2 separate regions of the Homo sapiens genome follow, and region 2 is linked to region 1. A link is a loop called in an ENCODE intact Hi-C map of the cell type or tissue named here. Cell type or tissue: Calu3. All regions are shown on one strand. Links, peaks and the distances in the headings refer to the core of each region. The heading gives the core; the rest is flanking DNA.

The links. Peaks named below come from ENCODE experiments on the same cell type or tissue, not always from the same donor. Only the 100,000 strongest peaks of a DNase experiment are listed, where the experiment ranks them.
Region 2: a loop joins it to region 1, with 11 times the contacts of the local background. A loop is called at or near these places in 1 of 110 quality-filtered maps.

The regions. Positions count from the first base shown.
Region 1 is chr11:2,090,858-2,095,238 of GRCh38, reverse strand. No RefSeq gene overlaps it. Among named protein-coding and RNA genes, the nearest start is that of MIR483, 41 kb to the left of the region's middle. In Calu3, for the core only: no CTCF peak of the experiment used is centred there; a DNase peak (open chromatin) is centred at 1,998.
Region 2 is chr11:1,905,086-1,909,466 of GRCh38, reverse strand. LINC01150 (long intergenic non-protein coding RNA 1150) reads right to left here. Exons shown (of 4, transcript NR_120534.1): 4 at 1,108-1,635. It also overlaps a transcript of PRR33 not described here. Among named protein-coding and RNA genes, the nearest start is that of LINC01150, 11 kb to the right of the region's middle. RefSeq lists enhancers at 1,979-2,478, 2,479-2,980. In Calu3, for the core only: no CTCF peak of the experiment used is centred there; no DNase peak of the experiment used is centred there.

The sequences.
Region 1 (4,381 bases), core at 131-4,130:
CCCCAGGCTTTTTCCTGTCCCAACCTGGCTGCACCTCTGAAACTCTGGGAACAAGGAAGGGGGACCCAGTATGTGCCCAGGTGGCCTGGACAGACGGCCCTACTGGAAACCTGTCCCTGGGTGCACGGAGTATCCCTGTGTGCCTGGGCCCTGGGGAGGGGCTGGGCATGGAGCCCTGGGAAGCTGCTCCCGGGCTTCAGTTTTCCACTCTGTACAGTGTCCAGTGGGACTCCAGCTCCATTCTGGCCTGTCTTTAGGCCACCAGGCCCTGGGGTCGAGCCTGGGGAGGGACAGCGGCAGGAATAGAGAGGCTCCGCCTCCACCTGATGGGGGTCCCCTACTTAGTGACATGCTCTGGTCTGGTCCCTGGGGTCCCAGGATGAGCTGACCAGGCAGGATTAGGGACCACGTCCTTCTGGGGATGTCCATCCACCCAGGGGCCCCAGGGCACAGGTGGGCCTGGAGTATCCCAGCCTGTGCAGATGGCATGTTCGCAGGGACCGTGCCTGTGACCAAGCCCTGGGGCGTGCACATACCCCTCTAGTCCTTGCCTCCTGCTCCCGGGATCTTACACCCTCGGCCAAACCCAAAGCCCCAAGCCAGTCTCAGAAGAGCCCAGGAACCCCGGGAAGTGTTACACGGGCTCCTTTGCGGTTTCACCTTTCCATTGCACAACCAAACCCTCCGTTTTGTTTGCCAGCAGTTTTTAGCTAGCGATGGCACCCAGCTTTCCCCCGGGACCCTCACGCAAATGTTGGCATGGAGCCAGTAGCTGCTGGGGTCTCCTGGGCAGAGCTGGCCTTAGCCTCCCGGGCCATCCAGCTCAGGGCTGTGCCGCCCAGCATCCAGGCTGGCCTGGGGCACCACTGCCACCCTCCTCCATGCCTGGCAGCTCGGGGACTAGGCTTTGAGAGGCCACAGACACTTACCATAATCCCAGGAGAGTGCCCTGGGCTGTGCGTGGGAAGCTTTCTGGGCCAGGTGCCACAAGGACTCCACGAGTCTACAGCCAGCGGCGTGTCAGGCCATGATGACGATTCCTGACATTCAGGCCCTGGCCAAGTCAGGCTTCTGGTCCGGGGGTTCCTCCTTGTCCTGGGCACTCGTCCTGCATGTTCCTGTCTCTGCCTTTTGCCCATACCCTGCCTTCCCCTCTCTGCCACATGACCTCCCTGAGAGCCCCCATCTCTCTTGTGAAGCCACATGCCAGTCCATGGGGCACTGCCAGCTTTTGGAGACAGAGTCTCATCGCTGTGGCCGGCAGGGCCCTCTTCTTGGGTGAGTGCAATTCTTGTCACTGTGGCCAGCAGGAAGCTCCTCTTGGGTGAGTGCATGGGGGGTCCTGCTGATTGTTTGGTCATGGCCAGGCTGGCGAGTGGGGCGCTGCTCTGTTCCAAACCCCCCAGGGTTCCCCAGCACCTTTGGTCCCAGTCCAAGCTCTGTGGCCTGGTTCTCTGGGTCCTCGCCATCCTGCCTGCTCCCGTGGCCCTCTCCTCTGACATCCACACACCCAGGCTCCTGCCATGCTGGAAAGTGTAGCGCCTGGCCACACCTTGCCTTAGCTGGGCTGGCTTCTCGGTGAGGAGCGCCACCTCCTTTCCTCCCTGCTGCATTTCCGTACCCAGCTCAAATGTCAGTTCTTCCACACAACTTCCAGACCTTCCCAGGGGCTCATTTTTTTCCCTCCTCCGTGGTTTCAGTCCATCTCGGGGCATCTGATTCAGTAGGCACCATGCTAGGCCCCTCCCACACAGCACCTCCTTAGCCCCCACCCGAGGTGGGTCTGTCATCAGCAGGTCAGGGGACTGGGCTGGGGTTCAGCCCCCTTTCCTCATCACCCAGCCGGTAAAGGCAGGAGCTGGTGCAGGGCCCAGCCCCAGGAGGGGCCAGGTGGGACGTGCTGCAATCACAGCCTCACCACCCACTGGGCAGGAAGCCAGCCTGGGAGCCAGAAAGCCTCAAACCACAGGCGGCGGCTCTCACAGGGAGGCTGGCAGCCACCACCTGGCGAGGCCCCAAGCTGCTGCCTGGCTGAGCCAGGGGCTGCTCCAGGCACACTCTGGCCTCGGCTCCCATCCAGCCTGCCAGGCAGCCTCCTCCCCGGGGACCTGGTTGGGAGTTCCACTGGCCCGGGCCTCCTCAGAAGACTTACCGGGTGAGTCAGTTACTACCCGCACCTGGCAGCCTCCTGCTGACCAGGAGCCTCCCCAGCCTCCCCAGAAGCTTCCCTTGTTTGTTCCTTCACCCAGGACCTTGTCCAGTCATGGCTGGGAGCTCTTGCTTGCTTAGGGCCAGGGTGGCTGCAGAGGGGATGGATAGCTTTGCACTGGCCCCAGGAGCTCCCTGGGCAGCTGGCGAGGGCTCAGGGTGTGCAGTCAGCATGGAGCTGGAAGGCAGGACCCCAGGCAATGGTTGGGGTGTAGGAAAGAGGGTTGATGGAGCGGGGGCTTGCAGGAGGGACTAGATGGGGCTGATGTGGGCAGCAAGCGGGGATGAGCCAGTCCTAGGCTGAGAAGCCCCAAGGCAGGGGCTGGGACCGGCTGGGGCTGCTGGAAGGAGACAGTGGGGGCTTGTCAAAGCCAGCCTGGCCTCCCACCTCCCCTGGAGCCCACGGGGAAGCCTCAGCCTCTGCCATCAGGCTGGTCTTCCAGGGGCCCCAAGGCTTGGCATGGGCCAGACTCTGGGCGCTTGCTGCTTCTGCTGCCCTCCGGGAACTGTCTCCCCACTGCCCCAGGCAGGCCTACCGCTTGCACAGTGGTGCTGGAAGGCGTTCCTCAATACTCCAACATGAGCCTCAGTTTCCCCTTCTAAATGATGAGCATCTCATAGTTGCTAGGAGGGTGAAGGGCCTCATGTGTGGACCCCTGGCAGCATACCCAGCACACGGTGGAGCCCTGGCAGCTCTCAGTAACCATCCCACGTATCACCTGGGTGCTTGGCAGGCACAGACCCCGGACCCTGGGCCTGAGAGCATCCACTAGTCAGTCCACAGCAAAGCCAGTTGCGCCAGATTCTCATGCTCCACCAGGCCGGAGGACCAGGGACGCTTTTCCCCTCTGTGCCTCAGTTTCCAATCTGTTAGTGCAAGGCACTCCCACTGTGCACTGTTCTGCCCATCCACAAAGGACATAGTCCCCCGTAGAGGGCTCTGCCTGCCCTTCCCGAGCCACCGGCCCCAAAGGCGCACACCGCACTACCTCCTCCGTCTGCTGTCTTGGGCTCTGCAGCCATGCTGGTGGCTGGGGTGCAGCAGGGAGAGGACAGAGATCCCGGCTCTCCTGTCTTGAGGTCCACATTCCCGTGGGCTGACAGGAATGAACAAAGTAAGGGTGTGGAGTGCCAGCTGTGATGGCAGAGACAGGCGAGTGATGTACCCGCAGGCCCAGGAGCTCCAGCAGCCCCTGGAAGCGGGAAGAGGCAGGAGGGACCCTCCCGTAGCTCCTGGAGGAAGCCCAGCCCTGCTGACACCTGCATTTCTAAATTCTGGCCCCCCAGAATTGGGACAGAACCCATTTCTGTTGCTTTAAACCACCGAGTTTGTGGTCCTGTGTTGCACCCACAGGGGACGCAGATGCAGAGGACTCCTGGGTGAGATGAGAGTGTGGGGTGGGAGCAGAGGGGGCTCCAGCCCTTGCTCATCCTTTGCCAGGGCCCCTCTGGCTGCTGTCAGAGCATGGACACAAGAGTGGGCAGGGCTGGCCTGGCTGCAGGGCTTCCCTGGAGCCCACCTGCTGGTTCTGGGGTGGCCAGGCTCAGCAGAGGCGAAGCCAGCTGGGAAAAGGGCTTGGGAGCCGGACAGGAGCAGGCCCTGTTTTCCTGCCCGCACTGTACCATGCAGCTGTGCTCTGTAATTTGGGGCTGAGGCCACCACACCCCACTTCAGGTGGAGGTGAGCCTGGTAATTACAGCCTGGGGGCCAGCTCCCCAGCCCCCAGCCCCACAGGCCTCCGACCGGGGCTGTGCAGCCAGGACCCAGAATCCAAGCCCCTTCTTCCACCTCCACCCACATGTGAGGCCTGCAGGTTAGCCTGTGGCCCCCTCCAGAGTGTCACTCCGTTCACCCTTCCCAAGCCCCTCAGGGTGTCAGAGATAAAAAGATAATAAATAAGCAAAATTTCAAGTAAGTCATTACAGTAAAAATATAAATAAACCAAGCCCCTCAGGAGGTTGTGCTGTGGGCTGTACTGGGGCCCAAAACTCCCCAGAAGATATGACAAGTCATGGGCTTCCAAGAGTGTGGGGGCCGCCTGAGAGTTTTGGGGTCTGGAGGATGGGAGGGGCTTTTCCTGGTGTGGGAAGACCAGGTGCAAGGTGGTAAGGCGTGGGACAAGGTTTGAGTGAGGGTCCTGGAGGCGCTGGCTGACCCCTGCAGGCCCTCCAG
Region 2 (4,381 bases), core at 175-4,174, 190 kb after region 1:
GCTAATTTTTGTATTTTTAGTAGAGATGGGGTTTCACCGTGTTGGCTAGGATGGTCTCGATCTCCTGACCTCGTGATCCGCCCACCTCAGCCTCCCAAAGTGCTGGGATTACAGGCATGAGCCACCGCGCCCGGCCCCAACTTCTGTATTTTTTGTAGAGACTCACTGTGTTGCCCAGGCTAGTCTCAAACTCCTGGACTCGAGCCTCGCAAAGTGCTGGGATTACAGGTGTGAGCCGCCGTACCCAGGCCCAACTTTTGTATTTTTTGTAGAGACTCACTGTGTTGCCCAGGCTAGTCTCAAACTCCTGGACTCGAGCCTCCCAAAGTGCTGGGATTACAGGCGTGAGCTACCATGCCCAGCCATGTTGTCTTTCTTAAGCTAAGTGGGGGCTGGGTAGATGGGGGCTCTTCCTAACTTTATTTATGCCTACTGGCATAGTTTGAATAGTTCCTAATTGTTAACTATAGGGGGAAGGGCATTTGCTAAAAGTCAATTCTTGTTTCTGAAAGCAAAACAACACGAAGGCTCAAGAAACTATAGAAAACTATAAATAAGCACTTCCTTTATCTCCCCTTGCTGGGGGAACACTAAGGCGTTCCAGCCCAAGACAGGAACCAAAGAAGGATGCCTGCTTTTACCATTACTGTTCGACCCTGGTCTGGAAATGAAGGACAATGCCAATGATGTGAGGCGGAAATGAGACGTATAAGTTCTGGAAAGGAGGAGCCAAAACAGCACATTCCTAGGAGCCCCCAGAGAGTCGGCGGAAGAGTTTTCAGAAAGAATGAGAGAATTCAGGAACGCGGCCAGATGCAAAATACATATTTTAAATCAGTTTTTAAAATTATCTTCCAACAACCACCAGCTAGAAGATAAAGTAGAATTTGAACATTTTTTACTCTAAAAAAACCCAAACAAGAGTATAAAGTACTTAGCGACGGTCCTCTTGAAAAGTGTTTGGAATCTGTAGCAAGAAAATGACAAACTTGAATGACAAATGTAAGAAAAAAACTTTTGAAAAAACAAAAGAAAAAAAATGGGTAGGGAGTTTGACTCTCACAAAAAATCATTTCTTTCCAAATCAATGTGTAGCCTTATCAGATTTTCAGCCAACATTCTAGTGAGTTTATTTGGGGGTGGGGGTGGGCGGGGGTGGGGAGATACTTGGCAAAAAGAAGCTGAAATTCGTACAGGAGAAACACGAAGGAACGGCCAAGAACATTTGGAACATCAGAGCCGAATTCAAAAGTGAAGGTGATGTAGCAGATTCATATTTAGAGCTCCCCGCAGACCAGCAGTCAGACAAAGCGTCTTTGGCCCTGGCCCTGTTAACTCTCACAGCAGGCTGAGGAGGTAGATGCTCTTATCCTTGGAGTCTTCCCAGAGAGCAAACTGAAGCTCAGAGGGGGTTGAACAAAATCCTGAAGGTCACACAGCTACGAGGCAGTGCAGTCAACTCTGAGACCGTGACTCCTGACTTCACAGCCACATCTTCTGTAGGTCGTAACACGGATCCTCATTCCACAATACCTATCCCGCAATGTTGTGTATGCACGGGAACCTGGGGGTGGCACGGTCGAGGGAGTCTGGCGGGGATATTTCATAAAAGAGGTCGAGAAAATCAGGTATGCACTGGGGAGGAAAAAAAGGCAGTGAGATTTGCTCTCCACATCAAATGCCAAAATACATTCCAGGTGAATTACAGAGGCTACGACATGTGAAAAAAAAAATGGTTAAAAATAAAGCTAGAGGCCGGGCGCGGTGGCTCACGCTTGTTATCCCAGCACTTTGGGAGGCCGGGGCGGTTGGATCACCTGAGGTTAGGAGTTCGAGACGTGCCTGGCCAACATGGCAAAACCCTGTCTCTACTAAAAATATAAAAAAATAAGCCGGGCATGGTGGCGGGAGTCTGTAATCCCAACTACTGGGGAGGCTTAGGCAGGAGAATCACTTGAACCCTGGAGGCCGAGGTTGCAGTGAGCCAAGATTGCGCCACTGCACTCCAGCCTGGACAACAGAGCGAGACTCCATCTCGAATAGATAAATAAGCTAGAGAGATGTGTGCTGCACACTTATCTGCTTTCATGCTGGGGAACAATGTTTCCAGCTTTAGAACAGTGGAAACATGATGGAAGAAAAGGGCAGCTCAGCCCATTTCACCACTTCACCATTTCAAGTTTCTGTCTATCCAAACATGTCCACCAAAATTAAAAGGCAGATTTCCACTCCTGGCTGAGATGGGGTAGCAGGGACTGGATTTATCTTCCTGCCTGAAACAACCAAACAGCAACACAGAACAGACAAAATACACAGGACAATGAAACAACCAAACAGCAACACAGAACAGACAAAATACACAACACAATGGCTCTCAAGATCCCACACGTGGGCCGTGCACAACAGTGCTTCCCGGGCTGGGAATTGGCCTCAGGGGCCTCTCGCTGCCCATGCACTTTCTGGTGGGTTTCCAGGCCTCAGTGCGGGAAGCGGGAGTTGAGGTGGAGCCCACAGAGTCCCTGAGCTGATGAGACAGAGCTGGGGGTCTCCAGGCAGCTGAAGTTCGTGAAGCTCAGAGAGCTGCCCAGAGAGAGAAGCTGAGACCCGAGAGTCCCCCTGGAGTATTAGGGACTGAGCCATCAGCACATCCCAGGGAAAACGTCCCAAGGCGGGAAAGCACAATCCGAAAGGACTAGAGAGACCAGTGCCGGGAGCTCACATGGACCTAGGAATTGTGTCTGCTCCCACCAGCCTCAGCAGAAAACCCTATCACGCACAGCGGTGGGGGGCTCAGAAACAGCTTGCCTCCATAGTGGGGAATAGTTAGCCCACACTATTCCAGACCTCCCTTACAAACGGTAAAAGTAATACTTGAAAGGATCAAACTGCTTGCAGATAAACAGCTACATTCCAGAACAAAGCTCAGGAATATTTGTGGAAATATAAAAGTATCTAGCTCCCACCCGAGTTAAAGTTTACAATGTCTGCATTCCAATAAAAAATTATCAAAAAGACAAAGAAGCAGGAAAGGGTGACCCATAAAAAAGAGGAAATATCAGTCACTCAGAGCCAACTGTGGGACGTTAAAGCTAACAACTAAAAACCCAAGTCAACCCCTAAAATAACAAAACAAAGAGTTACAGCGAAAAAGCCAGCAAACAAGATGATGTAACGAATAAAACTTCTCATGAACGCAAAAGGAGGCAGAAAAAGAGTAAAGGGGAGAAAAGAACAGATGTGACAAATAGAAAGCAAATAACAAGGTGACAGACTCTAACCTAACCATACCAGTAAGCACATTAAATATCAATGGGCTAAACTCCCCTATTAAGAAGCAGAGGGGCCATGCATGGTGGCTCACTCCTGTAATCCCAGCACTTTTAGAGGCTGGTAGAGGAGGATCCCTTGAGTCCAGGAGTTCAAGACCAGCCTGGGCAACAGAGGGAGAACTCATCTCTCCAAAAAAAAAAAAAAAAATACTTTAGCTGGGCGTGGTGGCATGTGCCAGTAGTCACAGCTACTCGGGAGGCTGAGGCAGGTGGATCCCTTGAGCCCTGGAGGTCAAGGCTGCCATGAGCTGTGATTGCACCAATACACTCGAGCCTGGATGCCAGTGAGACCCTGTCCCCCCCACAAAAAGAAAGCAGAGGTTGTCTGATTGATAAAAAAGCAAAGCCCAACTCTGTGCTGCCTGTAAGAAATATGGTTTAACTGGCCAGGTGTGGTGGCTCACACCTGTAATCCCAGCACCTTGGGAGCCCAAGGTGGTAGGATTGCTTGAGCCCACGAGGTCAAGAACACCCTGGGCAACATTTCTACCAGGGTTTGGTAGAAACCCCGTCTCTACCAAAAATACAAAAATTAGCCAGGCGTGGTGGCACACGCCTATAATCCCAGCTACTAGAGAGGCTGAGGCACGAGGATCGTTTGAACCCAGAAGGCGGAGGTTGCAGTGAGCTGAGATCACGCCACTGTACTCCAGCCTGGGCGACAGAGCGACACTCTGTCTCAGAAAAAAAAAAAAAAAAAAAAAGAGAGAAGGCCGGGCGCGGTGGCTCACGCCTGTAATCCCAGCACTTTGGGAGCCTGAGGCAGACGGATCACCTGAGGTCAGGAGTTCGAGAGTAGCCTGGCCAACATGGCGAAAACCTGTTTCTATTAAAATTTAAAAATTAGCTAGGTGTGGTGGCGTGTGCCTGTAATCCCAGCTACTCGGGAGGCTGAGTCAGGGAGAATTACTTGAACCTGGGAGACAGACGTTGCAGTGAGCTGAGATCGCGCCACTGCACTCCAGCCTGGGTGACAGAGCAAGACTCGGTCTCCAAAAAAAAAAAAAAAAAAAAAGAATTCTCAAGCAATGACCTTGCTCTCAGCTTAAGGA